Regions from separate parts of the Mus musculus genome. Here regions 1, 3 and 4 are each linked to region 2. The links are chromatin loops, found by intact Hi-C in ENCODE. Cell type or tissue: left cerebral cortex. All regions are shown on one strand. Region 1 has its middle 24 kb from the start of Gm30212. Region 2 overlaps Usp54 (ubiquitin specific peptidase 54). Region 3 has its middle 11 kb from the start of Myoz1. Region 4 overlaps Synpo2l (synaptopodin 2-like).

Region 1 (5,000 bases), 290 kb after region 2:
CTGGCTCACCAGCAGATTTTTTTTAACATCTATAAGTTTAAAACCTTCCTATTTACTGTATATACTGCTATTTAATTTTAAAAGGAGATTAATTTAATTAAGTCTCTCTCTCTCTCTCTCTCTCTCTCTCTGTGTGTGTGTGTGTGTGTGTGAGAGAGAGAGAGAGAGAGAGAGAGAGAGAGAGAGAGAGAGAGAGAGAGAGAGAGAGAGAGAGATTGAGGAGAGGGCAGAGGGAGAGCCTAAGTATGTATACCATGTGCATGCAAGTGTCCTCAGAGGCTAGAAGCTGGGCATTGAATCCCCTAGAACCAGTGTTATGAGCTGTTATGAGCTGTCCAATGTGGTCCTTTGCAAGAATAAGTTCTTTTACTAGCTGAACCATCTCTTTAATCCCACTATTTGCTTTGTTTTTTGTTTTTTTGTTTGTTTTGTTTTTTTCAAGACAAGCTTTTTCTGTGTAGCCCTGGCTGTCCTAAAACTCCCTCTGTAGATCAGGCTGGCCTCAATCTTAAGAGATTCACCTGCCTCTGCCTCCAGAGTGTTGGAATTAAAGGTGTGCACCACCACTGCCTGGCCCCACTATTTGCTTTTTAAAAGTTATTTGTTACACAAACACCCTACTCTTGATACCAACATCCACATTAATTTCACATTTTTGCTGTGGTAGGCTGAATGACTCTCTCTCAAAGAAATCCATACCCTTAGCTCCCTGGTTTAAAAAGCCCACACATGTATTACTTTATATTTCTAAGGTCAAAATCCAAAATTGTCAAAAGGGTTAAAGAAAAACGTTAGGAAGAATCTGCTCCCTTGCTGTCTGTAGCTTCCTCGCTGTCTCTAGTCCCTGGCTCACATTGCTCTGATCTCTGACTTTATTATGACATCCCCTTATTCATTCCAGTCCTCTATTTTCCTCTTAGAAGGACGCTGGTAACTACATTGGAGTCAGGTCACTTAATCTAGAATAATGCACCCATCTCAGTCCTTGTAATACTTCAACATCCCATTTGCTGCGCAAGGCAATGTGTTCATAGGTCTCAGGGCTTAAGACAAAGACGCCTTTGAGGGGACATTATTCAGCCTACCACAGTTAGTGCAGAGCAACAGAAGTGCACATTGCTGCCGGAGGGACTGTGAAAATCCAGCAGACAGGGAATCCCCAGCTTAAAGTCCAGCTCATCCAGGGTTGGGCTTTTCTGGCCAGCTCCAGGAAGGCCCTGGCATAGCTAAAAGGTTTGGTCAGCAGTTGAGACTCCCCTGAGATTCTGTTCTCTCACTGGTGCTTCGCAGGCCCTAGACTTTACTCTCATCCGAGAAGGAGAAGATGGGGAATAACACTGTTGTTATTTATATACCTAATGATCTAGAACTGTTAGGGAGTTTACTCAAATCCTCTCAGGATAACTGAGTAATTTAGTCCATCTTGGTACTGGGAGACACAAACTGAGGGATGTCTGGTTCTCTGGGAAGGGAAGGGAGGGGGAAGGACTTCACTGTTGACCTGGGACTCCAAAACCTGCCTGGGATCAGAGGATCTTGGCATGCCTTGGAATGGTCCCTGGAGCCCCCAACATCTTACCCCTAGGGCATAATCTCCTTCCTGGACAAGCAATGTGTCATTTTAGGCAGCACCTCTCTCTCTTAGGCACCTGCACAGTGACTAAGACTCCCAGGTAGAGCCCAACCCAGTGGGAAATGACTAAGCACTGAAGTTTCCTTCCTCTTAAACTTGGTCTGCCTTTCTCTTCGATTTCTCAAGGTAGCTAAGGATAGGGAAAGAATTTGCAGATCCCAGATTCCCTAGGGCATCAGTTCTCAGCCTGCGTGTTTGGGGTCGGATGGCCCTTCCTCAGGGGTCGCCTAAGATCATTCGAGAACACAAATATTTACATTATCATTCATACCAGTAGCAAAATCACTATGATGAAGTAGCAATGAAAATGATTTTTATAGTTAGGGGTCACCACAACATGAAGAACTGTATTAAAGGACTGCAGCATTAGGAAGGGTGAGAACCACTGCTCTGGCTACTCTTGTCTCCACGGACTTAGTGATTGATTACCTAGACGCAGACAGGCTACGAGACTTGGAGGTAACCATGCTGGAAGCTACCCAGCTCTTCCCTTGCTGTTTTCGTCCCTGTTTTCTGCCACTTCCAACCTTTGAGGTCTCCATTAAGGAGGATAAGAGTTTGTTTTATGTTCCAATGAGTCTCTGTTCATGACTAGGGAAGAGTTGATTTGGAAAACAGGGAAGACTCTTGCTGACTGTCTAAACTGGAATTCTGATAGTGGGGTGGCACTTAAGAAAACCCAGGAACCCAGTTACAGAGGTTCCTTTAAAATGCATAGCTCAGTTGGTAGAGTATTTACATAGCATACAGGAAGTCCAGGTTCGATCCTTAGCACAGCATAAACCAAGTGTGCTTGGCACACGGGCAGCACTTGGGAAGCTGGAGGCAGCAGGATAAGTTCAAAAACATCATGGGTTAAGTAGTGAGCCAGAGGCCAGCCTGGGATACATGAGAACTCATCTCCAAAATAAATCAATATTAATAAAAGGTATAGTTGGCCAAGTATGATAGTGCCAAGAAGTGCAATTTTTAAAAGAGTTAAAAAATGGGCAGTTGGATCACCTCTAGAAAATTATATGAGTGAAAACAGTTGCTTTCAGAAAGGAAACTAGGTACCTGCAAGAGTAGGGAAAAACCTATTTTTCTCTACATACTGTTTGATAACTTTGAAATGTCAGTGAATTTGCAAGTACTATGGAGATGTTAATATATGGTTATCTGGGAGGGAAAAGAAAAAGTCTCTCTTCATATGAGTGCTAAAATAGTTTGAAAATTCCATCATGGATCAGACAAATATTATGGGTCTCTGTTGGATGTCCGACACTTGGTTTAGTGATGGAGACTCAATATTGTGCAAGATTGCATCCTTTGCCTCACAGATCAAAATTCGCAAAGTGATTCAGACATACCGGGCAATGACCACACTGTGTCAGATGCGTGATGATGGGAAGTGCAGACCCTGGGGAACTGCAGAAGTGTTCCTTTGGTCCAGACCTGGGGGGGGGGGGACCTTTCTGGACCTGATGATGCCCAATCTGAGTCCCAGAGGGTGTGGAGGAGTCACTCAAGGGACGGAAAGAAAGTTCCTGATGAAGGGAACCACATAACGTATTCAGAGACCGCAGGAGCCATAAAAACCTTGGCTGCTCCCCCGAAATTGTAAGCGGTCAACAGTGCTGGAGTGTCTGTCAAGTCTGGAGTGGAGAAATAAAGCTAGGTAAGGTCAGATCACAAAGCGTTTTATAAGCTGCTCTAAGGGCAGTTAGTAGTCACCTTCACGGCAAGTGTAGAGACAAGAATGACCCACCGGCATCGGAATGTTCAAGTGCCAAGCACTCTGATTTTTCCTGGGACTCTGAGATTCTTATTTTCTTTTTCTCTATGAGTGGGGAAACTGGGCCTCAGGGAAGTTAATAACATTCAGCAGGAAATAGTTCAGGGTCATATTAAAAAATAGTACAAGTGTCTGAACAGAGCCAGCCCACGGCAGACCAGGGCTCTCACACGCTCTGCTTACTGTGTGGCCTCCACTGGTGGTTTCCAATAAGGGTGGTGAATTGGCGTTGTCAGAACTGTGAGTAAGCTACTGGCATCTAGTGGGTAACTAGCACCCTATTATAACGCATCACATCACGACATAGAGAAGGATGACTGGTCTCAAAACTAAGGTGTCAAGGGTGAGAAACCATGAGACAGAGTGAGTTACAAAGGGCAGACACACACGGTAGCCAGATACAGCTAAGTCTGGGATGGACTGCACTCTTCCTTGCCAGTGTGCTCCATACGCTCCAAGTATCATTGGAGTTCAAAGAAAACAACAAAGAAACCCAGAATTATCCAGAGTGAACTCTGAAGGGCCCCTTGCCATGTAACGGGCCCATGCCTATGAAGTCAAGTAAGCCACCTCTTCACACACATGTCCTGAAATCTGAGCCATGACACCCATGCTTGACATTTTTGATCAATGGATAATTTCCAAGAATTGTAACTTGCGGAAGTGTGGAGATCAGAGACATGAGAGAGATGTCCAAGAGCTCAATGCCTCAATCTGTTGTTCTCACAAGTCTCTTCGAATTATACTGTAACATATTACCTTTGCCTCGGTCAAGCGCGAACACTCGGTCACCCCACACCTAGTTCACTGCTCTGGCATTCCAGGAACTCTGGAATGCCAAAACCTTACCTGTAACCCCTGGGTGGTTGCAGGCCTTTGCCCACAGGATGGGGCAAAGGGCCGCCTTCATCTCAGGAATTCTTTGTTACTGAGCACTTGAATTCCTGAGAGATTCAAATCCTGTAGACCTTTGGTTTTGAGTCTTAGGGTCAATTTTTAACTGGTTGCTGTCTGTGTCTCTGATTTAACTTCTAGTTGCTATTTTATTTTAATTGGGTATTTCAACAAGCTGTGATCTTATCCCAGACCATGAAAGCTATGAAGATCTAGACTCAGTCATCCCCACTGGAGTTTCCCATCTTGCCCACAGTCTTAACTCTGAGAACAGAGACAAGATGACCCTTGTACCTAAAATCTTAGCACTCTTAGAAGGATCCACCCTTCTCCCTACATCCAAAACTGCACTGTTAGAGAGCTAAATTCTTCTAAAGAGCCTGTTTCCTAAGTGTCCATGTTAGAATGCAGAGCAGAGCAGAGCAGAGCAGAGCAGAGCAGAGCAGAGCAGAGCAGAGCAGAGCAGAACCATTCGCCCAAGACATCCCGGAAACAGAAGAGAATTCCTGTGCTCCAGGCTTTCTCTCTCCTCACCTGCCTTGTGTCCAAGCCCTCAGCCTACGGGATAATGCTCCCTGTGTACATTGTGATGGCTAATTTTCATTGCCAACTTGATTGGAATGAGAAACACTTCAGAGGTGGTAAATCTGCTCTGGGTTTCTCCAGGATGTATTTTCTGAAAGGATTGCTAAGGGAGGT
Region 2 (5,000 bases):
TCCATGAAATATGCCTCCCAGGCATGCTGGCAAATGAACTCGGGTCTTCATGGTGTTTAACAAGCACTAACTTGCAGGGTGTGGTGGCGCGTGCCTTTAATCCCAGTACTTGGGAGGCAGAGGCAGGTGGATTTCTGAGTTCAAAGCTAGCCTGGTCTACAGAGTGAGCTCCAGGACAGCCAGGGCTATACAGAGAAACCCTGTCACAAAACAAAACAAAACAAAACAAAACAAAACAAACAAACAAACAAAAACCAAGCACTAACTTACTGAGCTAGCTCTCTAACACACATTACATTTTGATGGAATTCTCAAACAACTGTCAACTAGTTGAAGTATGCTCAATAATGTTAATTCCCAAATAGAACTGGTGATCAAATCCAGTTCCCCAAATCCTGTTTACCTGAGAGAGGTTGAGTCTTTGTCCAGCTGGTCATGGGTGCTGTACAGTCTACCTCCAGGATGCTACTGCTGTGAGACTTTGGAATATGACGCCAAGAAGGGACAAACCCAACAGGCCTCTTTGTGCTTTGATCCCTTCAAAAGAGAATCCAAAGTATAAAAAGTTTTAAACAGTGGCTTCTAACAACATTTCTAAGACTAAAATTCAAAACAGAAAACAAACATTATAAAAGCTTGGGAACCAAGGGTCATGGATCAAAACATAATGCATATACTCCTGAGGCTGAGGCAGGGAACTCAGCCTAGGGTTACCAGGCTTAAGCAATAAGAATTCCTCTCAGAATGGGGAGGGAGGGAGGGAGGGAGGCAGCTTCTGTAATATACATTGTACTGATCAGTAAATTCTCTATTTATGCTTGTTAAAGACTCTGGGGAGGAATATGGTGGAGAATGTCTTTAATCCCAGAATGCAGGTAGATCTTTGTGAGTTCAAGGCCAGCCTGGTCTATAAAGTGAGTTCCAGGCCAACTAAGACTATACAGAAAAATGATGTCTCAAAAAAGGAAAAGAAAAAGAAAGAGAAGAAGAAGAAGAAGGAGAAGGAGAAGGAGAAGGAGAAGGAGAAGAACAAGAACAAGAACAAGAACAAGAACAAGAACAAGAACAAGAACAAGAACAAGAACAAGAACAAGAGGAGAGAAGAGGGAACACTGTGAGGGTGAGGAGGCCTGGCTGGTCTCCCTGAAACTCCCTGTCCTAGGCAGACAGGTTCACAAACTCTAGCAAAAAGAAAAACAGCAAGCTTCTAAGAGAGTTAAAAACACTGTGTCCTTTGACTGGTAAGATGGCTCAGTAGGTAAAAGGTGCTTGCTTCATGGCCTGGTGACCTGATATCAAACCAAGAAACTCAAGTGATGGGAGAAACCAACTTACACAAATTCTCCTCTGATACCCCCCCGCCCCCCCCCACACATAAAATGTTTAAAACATAATTTAACTAAAACCAAACAAACCAAAATAAAACACTGTATCCTTAAAAACTAGTAAGTAGCAGCCTATCTCCAACCAAAGCTATTATTGTTTACACCACAATGTACAAATGCCTCCAATAGGAATGGGAATTAGAAGGCCATCCACAGGAAGGACAGAAGAGAACCTCTATGTGGACTCTCTCAGAGGCAGCTACCGTTGGCTGCACAGCTTCTCCAGCCAACTTCTGCTGGAGGATTGTAAGCCCCAATTTGATGGTGTTATTTATTTGCCATCATTTGCTCTTTTACTTAGAAGCCTCAGCCAAGGAATACTCAGCTCAGCTCAGCTCAGCTCAGCTCAGGGTTCTCGATCAGGACTTCACACTGGCTGCTTCAGGAGGCCTCCCCTGCCAATCTCTGCTGAATGTCTGTGACTCCAGATTGATGATGGGACCTTCTGCTCGTGTTCTCAACTGAGGTCCTCCAGTCATCTCTGAATGTTTTCATACATAAGATTTTATTATGTCTTACTGCATATTTGCTGCCCACTGTTCATTCTCTTATCTTTTGCTTGCTTATTTAATAAACTCACTCATTCTGCTACAGCTACTTTTTAAAATCTTACTTCCTTGACATCTGGTACATCTAATAGTATCTGGGATCTAGTAAACATTCAAAATCTATGCCATGAATTGATGAACATATTCTCATATGTATTATCTTCCTCTTTGTTACTGAGGTCTTTTATTTTGAAGGACAAGACTGGGAATCTTACCATGCTGGACAAGGACTCTACCCACTGAGCTATATAGAAGCCCAACTTATTAAACCTTTGCAACATTTTCTCATGTATAAAACTGAACAGGGTCCAGTAGGCAGGCAAGAACAGTGCAGAAGAATAGCAGATGACAACATCCCGGTAGAAGATATAATCACTCTTTCCTAAACAGCTAGAAGGTTAAGAACACGGCTTCCACGGCAACTCATAAAAACAATGCATTGGGAGGAAACTGCAGCCTTTAAGCAGGGCACAGTGAGCTCTACTGAACTGCCATCATTACCTTGTAAGATCAGGGTTATCAGTGCTTTCATAATCTGTTTCCCAGAAACCCAAAACCAAGGCAGAAAAAGTTACAAGTTAGATGTCTTCTCTGGTTTTAATTCACTAACTCATTCTTTTACTGAAAAACATTTTCTAAACAATTACTTTTAATTTATGTATATGTGTGTGCTACCTAACCTGGGTTCTGAGATCCAAATTTGAATCCTTTGCGAAAGCAACAAGTGCTTTTAACTCCTAAGTAATCTCTTCAGCACCTCCTAAACTATTTTTAAAATACAAATGTAATACTGTAAATATTCACATGTGTATGGCAGGGCACTCCTGTCATCTCAGCATCCGGAAATGAGGCAAAAGAGTCAGCTTAAGTTTAAGGTCAATCTGGGCTACAGAACGAATTCAAGACCACCCCTGCAAGCATTCTCTGTATGACTCCCACTTTATCGTGTTATGTTTTAAGTATGTACTAAACTACTCTTACTGCACAGCTAATGCTTGAAATAAAAAGCCACTGCCTTTATTCCAGCTCCCAAAAGAGGGCGCTGATGCTCCAGGAAAACTGGTAGAGAATCTGGTCAGTGCTAAAACCTATCTCTTCACTTCCCTACCCATAGCTGAAAGCTGCAAACTCACATTGCTTCAAAGAACTATTGCTATTAAAAGGCCAGACAATACCTGTAGACATTCACGCTGTCAGGCGGGGCAGCATCCAAACTGACAGGGCTGCTGCTGTTCCTCTCACTGCTCTCATAGCCAGATTCCATCCGCTGGATTAGGCGAGGATGCTGCTCTAAAAGATGAGAGCCTGGCCGAGCTGTTCCCCAGAGTTTATGCTGTGACCTTGATCCGCCATCTTTAATGTCATTAGCAGTTGGCTTGCTTACTTCATCCGGTGTAAATTCTTTAGCTGCCCCAATCAAAGGACAAGTGTAGAAAATGAAGTAGATTTAGTGTTTGCCTAAATTAAAATCTAACTAAACCCTCCCTCTAGACATTACTCATTGGAGTTATATCTTTAAAAAAACATGACATCAGAGGAAAAATGTTCCTTGCCAGCTATACTAAAAAACGCAAGATTTTTAAACACGTAAGTCAATTGTATTTGAAAGCCCACTTGTTCAACTATTCTATGCTCACCTGCATCTTCAGGAAAGGTCCTAAGCTGGGTGTAGCCACAATGCTTCCTTCTGTCCTTACTAAAAATGCTGTCAATATTTAGAGATTCTCGTTTAGGTCTCCATGTTGGGCGGTACTTGCTGGAAGAACTGGATTTTGCCTCACTACTGGTACTCTCCGTTTCCCAGCCCCGAGCCTGTAAAGGGAAGTTCCTTGGTGGTATCTTGTCTAGCTGGTCTCCTGCCCTACCTACACAGGGAGATCCTGCACTGGTCTGAGAAGCCAGGGAAGGCCTGCTGTGGATCATGTTGCTGACTGTCTCTTTGAAATCCTTTAGCCTGCTGCTGCTGCTGGATTTAGAGGCATTCCTAGGAGCCTGCTTCTCTTTCAGTGTTTCTCCTAAAAATCAAGAGAGAATAAAAGAAATGAAGGTGTTTATTATTTTAATTACAAATGTCCTCATCCTAGAGAAAGTAAGGAAAATCCACTTGGCAAGAAAACCACAAGTTGAATGGAGGAAATAGGAGTGCAAATGGCTTGCCTTCGCTGTGGTACCCTGAGGCCTGTGGCTCATCGCCTTTTCTCCGAACACGGCCACTGCTCCTCCTGCGCTCCACCAGGGACCCTTTCTTCGATGTGTGTTTCTGATTACATTCACTATCAGTCAGGTGTCCTGAAAGAACAAGGAAATGGGAGTAAGCTGCTTTCTGCAACTAACCCCTACCCTCCTGAGTTGAGAATCCAGTCTCCCTTTGGGACTAATAATAATGCCACAAACTTATTATATACATGGATCAGAAACTGTAGGGGTCAGAACCATCCAACCTAAGTGTTAGACTCCCAGGGAGTTAGTGGAGCCTTCCAAATCTATACCATATCCTGAACAACCATCAGACTCAAACCACACTCATCGTATTTCCCAACTGACCTATGAACTAAAGCGGCTGATTAATGACTTCTCTGTGTTTCTGTGGTACTGAGGAACCCATCCCTTGCAAAAACAAGCAGGCACTGAGCTCCATCTCGAGAGCTGGGTAATATTTAAAGGCAAAAGAAACAAACTTTTAAAAATTAATCTAAAATTGTCATAAACCCATATTTTTCATTCTTTCATCCATTTCTAAAATCTGAGGTGGGTGAGTTTCATTTTATCTTACTGAAGCACTGTTTTGTTAGGGTTATGTTTTTATTTTATATTCTCCAGGCTGGCCCCAACTCACAGTAATTTTCCTGCCTCTGTCTCTTGAGTACTGAGATTACAGGTAAACATTACAACTACCTCTCACTCTCATAAACTGAAAACAAAATTTGCTTCTACTTACTTGGCAACACTTCTCACTATGATGACGGCTTTAGGACACAGTTCTAAATCCTCTTTAAATGTGAATTTTACATTACATTTCTATGTTCATTAATTCTCCTCTCCAACCTATGCTTCAGCGAATCTGACT
Region 3 (5,000 bases), 69 kb after region 2:
TGCTAACTCAATGGCAGCAGGGGCTAGGTGAATAACAAAAGCTAGTCTTGTATAATATAAAAACTAGTGAGTACTAGAACCCACTAGAATCACAAATTCTTACCTGAAAGGACTCTCTTGAGTTGACAAGGTCTCACTATGTCGCTCTGGCTGTCCTGGAACTCACTCTGTAGATCAAAGTGGCCTTGAACTCAGAGATCCACCTGCCTCTGTCTCTCAAGTGCTGAGACTAAAGGCATGCACCACCCATACCTTCCTACTCCTGAATTTTAAAACAGAGTAATGTATCTGGGGCTTAAATTCAATCCCCAACACTGCAGTAAAAATAAAGATAGTAGGATGGGTGTAGTGGCAGAGTCCGGAGAATCACTACAAGGTCTGTGCTAGCCTGTTCCACACAAGCCAGGCGTGGTGGCGCATGCCTCTAATCCTAGTACTCGGAAGGCAGAGGCACACGGATTTCTGAGTTTGAGGCCAGTCTGGTCTACAGAGTGAGTTCCAGGACAGTCAAGGCTACACAGAGAAACCCTGTCTTGAAAAACCAAAAAGGAAAAAAAAAAAAAAAAAAAGACTTGCAGTCTATCCAGAGATACACAGACTCTTCAAAAGAGAATATATATATATATGAATGATGGCAGACAGAAGACACTGAAGAAGAGAACACTTTTCTCATGATGCTAGGAAATGGAACCTAAGGCGTCTTCCCTAGTGAAGCCCTGCACCACACTATTGCAGAGGTTCTCAACCTGTGGGTCCTAAGGCTTACAGATCATCAAGTGACCCTTTCTCCAGGTTTACAGATCAGATATCCTGCATATCAGATGTCTACATTACAATTTATAACAGTAGCACCATTACAGTTATGAAGTAGCAACACAATAATGTTATGGTTGGGGGCCACACAACATGAGGAACTGTATTGAGGTGTTGCTGATCTATTACATACTCAGACATGAGTTGTTCATTTTATGTTCTGTTTTTTCTTTTTTGTTAAACTTTTATCAATGAAGAATCTATTGCAGTTACTTGGGGATGTAACATAGACAACCTGCAGAGGTCAGGTTTCTTTTTCCACTGTGGACCCCAAGGATGGAACTCAAGTCACCAGGCTTAAAAGCAGACACCTGTATCCACTAAACCATCTCACCAGCCTTTAGGTTTTTGCTTGTTTGTTTGTGGTTTTTGTTTTGGAACAGGGTCTCAATGTGTAGCCCTAGTTGGTCTGGAATAATATAAACCAGGCTAACCTAGAACTCATAAAGATATACCTGCCTATGCCAGGGCCAAGAAGTGGGAGTCGGGGGATGGTTTGGGGGACTTTTGGGGTAGCATTGGAAATGTAAATGAAGAAAATACCTAATTAAAAAAATTAAAAATAAAAAGATACACCTGCCTCTGTCTCCTTAATGTGGAGGTTAAGGGTATGTGCCACCATGTCTGAGTTCACAACAACGCATAGACATGTACACATAATTTTATTTTAAAAGGAACACACTCCCTCTTCCGAAGGCTGAGGGATCATTTCAGAAGAGGAGGCATAAAAAGTGTAAGCCAGAGGCAGGGGATATCTACAAAGTAACCCTGTCTTCTGGACACATTGAGGCTGCTGCACAAATAAACTTATAGTAGTTAAGACAGCATGCAGACGGGCTGTGTTAGCCCAAGCTAGACCACATCCCAGCACAGAGTGGAGTTTGACAGAAAGTCCCACCCCTAACTAAGGAGCTACTGGCCTTGTCAGCTTCTGGGAGAGGGGAAGTCAGTTTTCTTAGTGGAAAGCCACTCATCCAATATTATTTGTGCAGTATAACGGGGCCTTGATAGAGAAAAAAATGAAAAAAGACAAAGGTGGGTAGAGAAGGAGGTGGATCTTAGAAGTGTTTGGAAAGGAAAGTGAATATAATTGTACAACTTTTTGAAAAGAACTAATAAATGATGACCATAGATGGGCCTGAGGACTCAGCTGTGTGGCAGAGCAAGTCACCTAGAATGTGTGAACCCTGCATCCAAAACAATATGCGAGTGTAGGAATGTTGCTCAGGGGCTGGTGAGATGGTTCAGTGGGTAAGAGCACTGACTGCTCTTCCAAAGGTACTGAGTTCAAATCCCAGCAATCACAAGGTGGCTCACAACCACCCATAATGAGATCTGATACCTTCTTCTGGTGCGTTTGAAGACAGCTACAGTGAACTTATACTAATAAATCTTTGGCCGGAGCAAGTGGGGTTGGCCTGAGCAAGCAGAGGTCCTAAGTTCAATTCCCAACAATCACATGAAGGCTCACAACCATCTGTACAACTAAAGTGTGTACTCTTATACATAAAATGAATAAATCTTTGAAGAAAAAAAAAGGAATGTTGCTCAGTGGGTAGAGCTGACAGGCACAAGCCCTGGCTTTCCTCCCTAGCATGAACAGATCAGTGATGCAGGCATCCCTGCAATCAGCACTTGAGAGATAGAAGCAGGAGGGTCAAAAATTCAAGGCCAGCTGGGATACACATGACCCTGTCACAAGAAAACAGAATAAAGACTACAGTTCTCAACCTCTAGCAGGGAGATCCTACAACCTTCAAGCCTGAGAATCTGGTGGGAACTAAGAACTCTTTCCAAACCTGTGTGTGCCTTAACTATGTTACCTCAGCATATTCCATCTTTGGGACAAGCTCACAGCACTTCCCGTCTCAGAATATCTGAACATAGGATTCTTTTTCCTTCCTCTGTAAGGGAATATGATCTGAACCTGCCCATATGCCTAAAACTGCAGATAATGCCAAACTCTGAACATACTATGTTTTTTTTATATATTTGCATGTGGATGATAGTTTTAATTTATAGAGCTGGTGGTATAGCTTATGGTAGAGCACTTGTTTAACATCCATGAGACCTTAAGTTTGATCCTCAATACCACAAAGTAACTAAAGTTTAACTTTATTTTTAAGGAGATCAGCAAGAATTGATAAGATACAACAATTATAGCAATATGCCAAATGATTAGGCTAAGAACACAGCACTACTCTAAGATGAGTCCTAATGAGAGGAGAGCCTTGGAGCCTGGATACGCTACACAAAAGAAACAGCAGAGGTCAGCATACTTCCCAGCATGCGACAGTTGCCTTTGCAATCTGAGTTCAGTTCCCAGCTAACTATAAGTCCAGTTCAGGGGCATCTGACCCCTCCTCTGACCTCAGGCACTGCATGAACATGCTGCATATACAAACACACACACACACACATAAAATAAAATAAACCTTTTAAAATACATCTTTTCTGCCGGGTGTGATAGTGCATGCCTTTGATCCCAGCACTTTGGAGGCAGAAGGAGGAGGATCACAGAGTTCAAGGCCAGCCTAGTCTATAAAGCAAGTCCCAGGACAGCCAGGACTGCACAGAGAAACCATGTCTTGAAATCAAAAACAGAAAAAAAAATCTGAAATTTTATATTTAGAATTTCTGGAGTACAAGTATGTTCTATTACCTTTCTTTCTATAGGAGCACCAACGTAACATCAGCAAACAGAGCAAGATTTAGTGGCTAAATACTCCATTTTTGTACTCTTGAAGGGCCAGTTCTGAAGTATGTTGTTATTTGGTTGGTTCATTGTTGTTGTTGTTTAGTTGTGATTTGCTTTCTGGGATTTTTGTTTCCGGGGGAGGTTGTTTTGAACAGGGTTTCTCTGTGTAGCCCAGGCTGTCCTGGAACTCACTCTATAGGCCAGGCTGGTCTGGAACTCAAAGATCTACCTGTCTCTGCCTCCAGAGTGCTGGGGTTAAGGTAAAGGGATGCTGTGGAGTAGAGACTGAAGAAATGACCATCCAGAGACCAACTTATCTGGGGATCCATCCCATATACAATCACCAAACCCAGAAACTGCTGTGGATGCCAACAAGTGCCTGCTGACAGGAAGGAGCCTGATAAAGCTGTCTCCTGAGTGGCTCTGCCAGTGCCTGACATATCATGTGTGTGTGTGTGTGTGTGTGTGTGTTTTAAAGGGATACACCCCTATCACCCAGCCTGAGGTATGTTTTTGAGTTTGTTTGGGTTTTTTTTCTGTTTTGTTTTGTTTTTTTGAGACAGGGTTTCTCTGTGTAGCCCTGGCTGTCCTGGAACTCACTCTGTAGACCAGGCTGGCCTCCAACTCAGAAATCCACCTGCCTCTGCCTCCCAAGTGCTGGGATTAGGGGTGCCACCACTGCCCAGCCGGAGGTATGTTTTATTGTAACACTTCTCAGGATTTTCCAGCACACAGAGATCACCTGAAGAAAGTAATGAAGCAGGTCCTTAACCCAAATTTGCATTTATTCCCCCCCTTTTTCTTCAGCCTCCCAAGCCCCAGTCCTGAAGTTCTTTTTGTAGTTCATGCAGGTCTTGAACTCAAGATGGCCGATCTGCTTCAGCACTGAGTACTGTAGACATAGGCCCGAGCCACCACATCCATCTGCGTTTCAGTTTTTGTTTCTTTGGAGTTTGCTGTTATTGTTTGAGACAGAGGTTTGCTGTGTAGCCCTCCCTGACTAGCCTAGAATTCACTGTACATAGGCTGGCCTCAAATTTCCCATGATCCTCCTGTGCCTCCCAAATGCCCACCACAGGGCCAAATGCAAGCCCCCATGCCCACTTTTGAGCTCCCCAGATACTGCTTCTGCCAGTCATGGGTCACTTTTGAAGTAGCATGGCTGTCTGAGATTTCCAGTGGGACTCAGCCATTACCCAAAGTACCTGTTACTGGCTCTCTCCTCACTCCCTTATGCCACTGGGGTTTCACTTCCAAATGCACTGTCTCCATGTAAACCTTGTTTTAGGTACTTTGAGGAAGCATCCAAACTTGCAAACCTTTTTAGGAAAATGCACATACAGAGTTTTGCTTAGATATTTAAAGAACATAAAAATTCTCCAAAAGAGCTGTTCTCTCTGTCTCTCTGTCTCTCTCTGTCTCTCTGTCTGTCTCTCAATGTCTGTCTCTCTCTCTGTCTCTCTCTCTCTCTCCCCCTCTCTCCCCCCTT
Region 4 (5,000 bases), 86 kb after region 2:
GCCCTTCTGGGATCAGACATGAGGGCCTGAATCTGCAAAGCACTGGGCTTATACGGGTAGGGTAGAAAAGACCCATCCTTGCCCTTCTGGCCTTGAACTCAGAAATCCGCCTGCCTCTGCCTCTCAAGTGCTGGAATTAAAGGCGTGAGCCACCACCACCTGGCTACATAGTTTCTTGTTAGCCAACTTTCCTCTCTCCTTGGTCACTTTCACTCATTCCAGCCTTGTTCCTGGCTTTTGCCTTGCTCTCCCCGCCATCCACTCTGGCTCTCTTCACCATCCTTTCTGTCTTACACTCATTAAGCAGTTCAGAAGAAAATTTCTTTTTTACTTTCTGGATTCTGATGTGCTCAGCACAGGGCCCTGGTTGCTAACTTCCTGTAATCCAAGGAAATAGAATTCTTAGTTTTATTATGGGTCTAGCTTGTATAACTCAGGCCCATGAAATTGTCCCTGTCTCCCAGTCTTGTCAGACACGTTGATTTCACAAGATGCTGTGCACATATCTCTACATGCTACAGGCACTCCTCTCTCAGGAGTTTTTCTGTAGTAGCTCTTGACCCCCACAGGTCTTTCTGAAGCTATCTGACCCTTTCAGTAGAAGGGGAAAAAACCTCTCTTACCTTTGCCTCAAGAGAAGCACACATGTATGTGTATTTGATGTCTTTCTAGAGCAGATCCTAACCACACATATTTGTGAAAGCACGCATGCGCGCGCGCACACACACACAGACACAGACACACACACACACATACACACACACACACACACCCCTAGGCGTATGCCAACTAACCTAGGGAAAGCGGAGTGAGGAGGATGGAGGGGCTTGGGACACAGTTCAGCCTCTTAGAAGCTTGCCTTACAGTGAGTGACCATTTTGCCTGAGATCTCAGTGGTCACTTTACAGTGTGCTTTTTACCTAACACTAAAGTGCTGCCCACAGAGAGAAACACAAATGCAAAAGGAAAACAGAGACCTGCTGAGACCTCTGGGTGGAGAAGCCAGAGAGGCAAGGAAATATAGAGAAGATTGCAAAGCAGAGAGGTAAGGGCCTTAAAACACCAGCAGAGAGCTGAGGAGGCTGAGGGAAACACTATCTCTGGCAATCGGCAATTGGCCTCAGATGTGGGGAGAAAGCCTAGGTAGGACAAAGCAGAAGAAACTTCTGGGAATCTAAGTTCCATTACTTGGTCCTGGGACCTATTCCCTGCTCACTGGTGCCCTGCCCCAGGCCTCCAGACATGGGCCTGCAACCCTGTTCTGGTGGCTGAGAACCGGGGCCTGGCTACTTGGAAACCACAGGAACTGGGAGCGGCAGCAAAGCTCCTGAGAGACTCTTGATGGTCTGGGTTAGGGACAGGGGTTGAGGCCAGCTCTGCCCTCCAAATGGGTTCGTCCAAGGTGGTAGCCGCTCTGGGGACAAGCACAGTGGGAGCCAAGGGCTCTGCAGTGGGCTGGGGTGCAGGAGTGGAAAATCTGCGGATCTCCTGAACTCGGGCAGTTTTGGGAGGCCCTGAAGTGGGGCCAGGAGTTGAAGAACCCTCATCAAAACAAAACATGGCCGTTTTAAGTTGGTATGGCTGATGTCGCATGAAATCCAGGGCCTTGATACCCTGCTTAGGGGTCACCCGAGGCCCCTGGGATTGAGCCTTATTGGGGAGAGTTCGGGCAGCTTGGGGAAAAAAGGGTGAGAGAAGTGGGTTGTAAGCAATAGGAGGTGGGGCACGGATGTTGGGTGAGTATTTCCAGGATGGGGGCAGTGAGGGTGTGGGAGAAGGACTTCTAGGGCGAAGGCCTGGATTAAGGCTAGAGCCAGATGTAGCTTCCACCACGTACCTATCGGCACGGCTCTGCCGTTTGGCAAATAGCTCCCCGCCCCTCCCTTGCAGCCTTGGCGGCTCAGGGATTCCCACCATCGGGGTCGATCCATTCACTAGCCCATCAAGGAGCCCTCGCGACCCAGGTTTAGGAGCCACGGGAGGTGGAGTCTTAGGCGTTGTAGGGGGTGGAGTTTTGGGAGCCATTGGAGGCGGGGTTTTCGGTGATACTTGAGGCAAGGTCTTGTAACTCCTGCCCCCTAGTGGCTGCATGAAGTTACAGGCTTCAGCCCCGAGGCTTAAAGCGTCCTCCTCCGGACCAGATTCCGCACCGCCCGCCCGAGGTTTTTCATCCAGGTTCTGCACTAGTGACAGCAGCTCCGGGTTGGGCGAGTTCTTCGTCTCTTCCTTCCCAGGCCGGAACATCTGCTTGCGGGTGCCCCGGCGCCTAGCCTCCTGCAGGATGCCGGTGCGGGCAGCCGGCACAGAGATGCGCTGCTCCCGAACGCTGGCAGGCTCGGGGACCGCGGGGCCCGGCGCCTCCGGGCGCGCAGAGTTTCTTAGTGGAGTGGACAAGAAGATGGAAGCGGTGGAGGTCATGGCAGCAGCGCTAGGAGGAGTGGGCGGTTCTGGGGCGCCTCCTGGTGTAACAGGCCGGCTTGGGGCTGGGATGTACAAGGAACTGGTAGCGGTCACAGGACCAGAGGAGCGTTGGGTGCTGCTAGAAGCCCCAGAGACCGGCGTGTGGCTGGGAACCACTGTGGTGAAGCTGGGCAGAGGGGTGGGCCCCTGTGGAGGGGCTGCGAAGGGGGACGGGGCGGGGCTAGTGCTCCCCAAGCCTTCATTCACCTTCTTAGGGGCCAAGGGCCGGAAAATCACTGAGGTGGTACCTGACCTTTGCCCTTGTAAACCTGGGGTAAAAGGCCTCGCTGACCTGTTAAAGATACTTGGTGCAGGGATGGGGGCTCCACCATCCGGGAAGAAGGGGGTAGGGCTGACTGCAGGGACCGACAAAGGGCTGAGTGGGAGCACAGCTGCCTCTGGGGGAGCACTCTGTGCTCGAGGTGGGGACTGCAGACTCTGCCCATTAAGCATAGCTGCTGGGCCCACCTGAGCCAGCTCCTGGGAGCTGGAGGCTACCCGCTGGCGCTGCTGTTCAAAGAGCTGGACCCCTCGCCCAGAGACCTCACTTAGCTGCCCTCCCAGTCCAGAGTTCTGACTCTCTGCTGTGCCTAAGCCAGCCCTAGCCAGCTCCATGTCTAGATAGGGGCTGTCCCAGTCGGATTGATTAGTAAGGCTGCGGGCGTCTGAGAAGGTCTCCTCGTCCAGCTCCGACTCACTCGTTGGGGGGATGCCGTCCTCCTCCTCTGTTCCTGTCCCAGCTGCGGCCCCAAAACTCACTAGGGTGTACTTCTTGGCTCTCTGCCGCCGCTTCTTAAACATAAGCACCCCCTTGGAGTGAGGGTTGGGGGCTGCTGTTAGCAGGGATGCAATGGTCCGGCATTTGGTTCTTGCCTCCTTTACGCTTTTCTCCTGGAGGCTTTCTGCGCGTTGCAGTTCTGCGGAGATGAAGAGGTGGATGATCAATCAGGGGGCTTCACGGCCTGTTCTAATCCTGCTCCCCAACGCTCCTACCTCCTGTTTTTTCACTGAAAGGACCCACAATGTCTCTTGCCTGTGACCAAGTCCTCTGAGTTAGAGACAGAATGGAAGGGGAAAGGTGAAACCAAGGACAGAGACACTGCCACACCACATCCCTTCTGTCCTGTCTTCCCTGGATTGCATTCCTACTTTCCAGGAGATGAGCCTTATCCACTTCACACATTCTTCACCTGCCTCCCATTCTTGACTGGCAGGAAAATCAGACACAGCCATGAGAGAGAAGAGATAAGGAGTGCTTTTCTCCTACCATTCTTTGTAAGCGGGCTCCTCACAGAGCTCGGACCTTCCCCCCACTTCCCACCTGTTACCCCTATAACTAGGACACACAGACTCTTTTTGTAACAGGATCTCTCTGTATAGCCCTGACTGTCCTGGAATTCGCTATGTAGACCAGGCTGGCCTTGAACTCACAGAGATCCAACTGCTGCTGTCTCTCAAATGCTGGAATTAAAGGCATGCATTACCACACCTGGCCCAACATACAGATTCTTAACATGAGTTTCTTCATTCACAGTTCCACTCATCAAGTTGTTCATTTCCACACATCATAAACACTCACAGAAACAACTCCCCACACACCTTGCTATAACATCAGTCTCCTGAAAGCCGGCTATGGGCGCAATTTCTCCATTCTACTTTTCTTATTCACGTGTTCCAGCTTATACACACATCAGTTCACATATACAAACACAGTGTTGTCCAAGTCAAATGCATTTGCATACCAGCATGCTTCAGGTAGTTCTTCCCAGAGATTTCCCTGTAGAGGTTCTGGTATCATATAGACAGGATTTCAGAACCGATCTTAGCCCTCCCAACTGCTAGAACATTCCTTCATACCTCTGCTCCTCACATCCAGGGATAATCTTGGGTCCAAGATGCAAGAAAAGGCAGAGTGCCACTCTCCAAGTCAACCCCCTAAGCCTTTAGGAGGTTTCAAGGTCACCAGGTAAATACATTCTCTTTCTCACAAGCTGCTGCTGGCACTGGGAAGATGGCTTGGGAGGCTAGCACAGTTTCCTCTCCCATTTGTCCTGTCTTTCAAGTAGAGAACTCAACAGGGCAGCCCCATCAGGTGGGCATGAGAGGGTCTATGTGCTGAACAACGCAGGAGTTCCTATACTTTGTGGGGCCTGGGTAGGTGGGGCCAGGAAGTGGGAAGGGCTGCCCTGCCCTGGACATGGATTCTTTCTTGTCTATGGTCCCCAGTTCCTCCTGGAAGATTCCTGACATTCCATCTACTTTTCCTTTCAAGCTGCTTTCTAATTAGGGCCCTCATTCCTTTTGTCCCCATGTGTGTAACGCTAAATAGTACTGTCCATGAGAGAATAGACACCAGAGTCAGGATTCAGTTCTGGGAGAATTACTTCATGAAGATGAGAATGTCTACCTCTTCATAAGATCACATGAACACAGTGAGATAAGTCACAAAGCATTTAACACGCTGCCTAGGCCCACTGGGAGCATCTATTATGCTTTCTTGATGGAAGCTGCCCACAGTGTAATGCCACAACATATTCTTG

Evidence for each region. Peaks named below come from ENCODE experiments on the same cell type or tissue, not always from the same donor. Only the 100,000 strongest peaks of a DNase experiment are listed, where the experiment ranks them.
Region 1: it touches region 2 in a loop (2.2-fold over the local background); 2 of 42 quality-filtered maps call a loop at or near these places.
Region 3: a loop joins it to region 2, with 2.9 times the contacts of the local background. A loop is called at or near these places in 27 of 42 quality-filtered maps.
Region 4: it touches region 2 in a loop (6-fold over the local background); 37 of 42 quality-filtered maps call a loop at or near these places.

Annotation. Positions count from the first base shown.
Region 1 is chr14:20,862,306-20,867,305 of GRCm38, forward strand. No RefSeq gene overlaps it. Among named protein-coding and RNA genes, the nearest start is that of Gm30212, 24 kb to the right of the region's middle. In left cerebral cortex, no CTCF peak of the experiment used is centred here; no DNase peak of the experiment used is centred here.
Region 2 is chr14:20,573,365-20,578,364 of GRCm38, forward strand. It overlaps Usp54 (ubiquitin specific peptidase 54), which reads right to left. Exons shown (of 21, transcript NM_030180.2): 11 at 4,091-4,222; 12 at 3,571-3,948; 13 at 3,109-3,340; 14 at 404-537. Among named protein-coding and RNA genes, the nearest start is that of Ppp3cb, 29 kb to the left of the region's middle. In left cerebral cortex, a CTCF peak has its summit at 2,966 (motif pointing right); a DNase peak (open chromatin) is centred at 2,983; H3K27ac peaks cover 340 bases.
Region 3 is chr14:20,642,657-20,647,656 of GRCm38, forward strand. It overlaps a transcript of Usp54 not described here. Among named protein-coding and RNA genes, the nearest start is that of Myoz1, 11 kb to the right of the region's middle. In left cerebral cortex, a CTCF peak has its summit at 3,075 (motif pointing right); no DNase peak of the experiment used is centred here.
Region 4 is chr14:20,659,089-20,664,088 of GRCm38, forward strand. Synpo2l (synaptopodin 2-like) reads right to left here. Exons shown (of 4, transcript NM_001310431.1): 4 at 1-3,377. The coding sequence ends at 1,213. Among named protein-coding and RNA genes, the nearest start is that of Myoz1, 5.0 kb to the left of the region's middle. In left cerebral cortex, a CTCF peak has its summit at 2,097 (motif pointing left); DNase peaks (open chromatin) are centred at 2,074, 2,855 and 3,121; H3K4me3 peaks cover 1,862 bases; H3K27ac peaks cover 1,879 bases.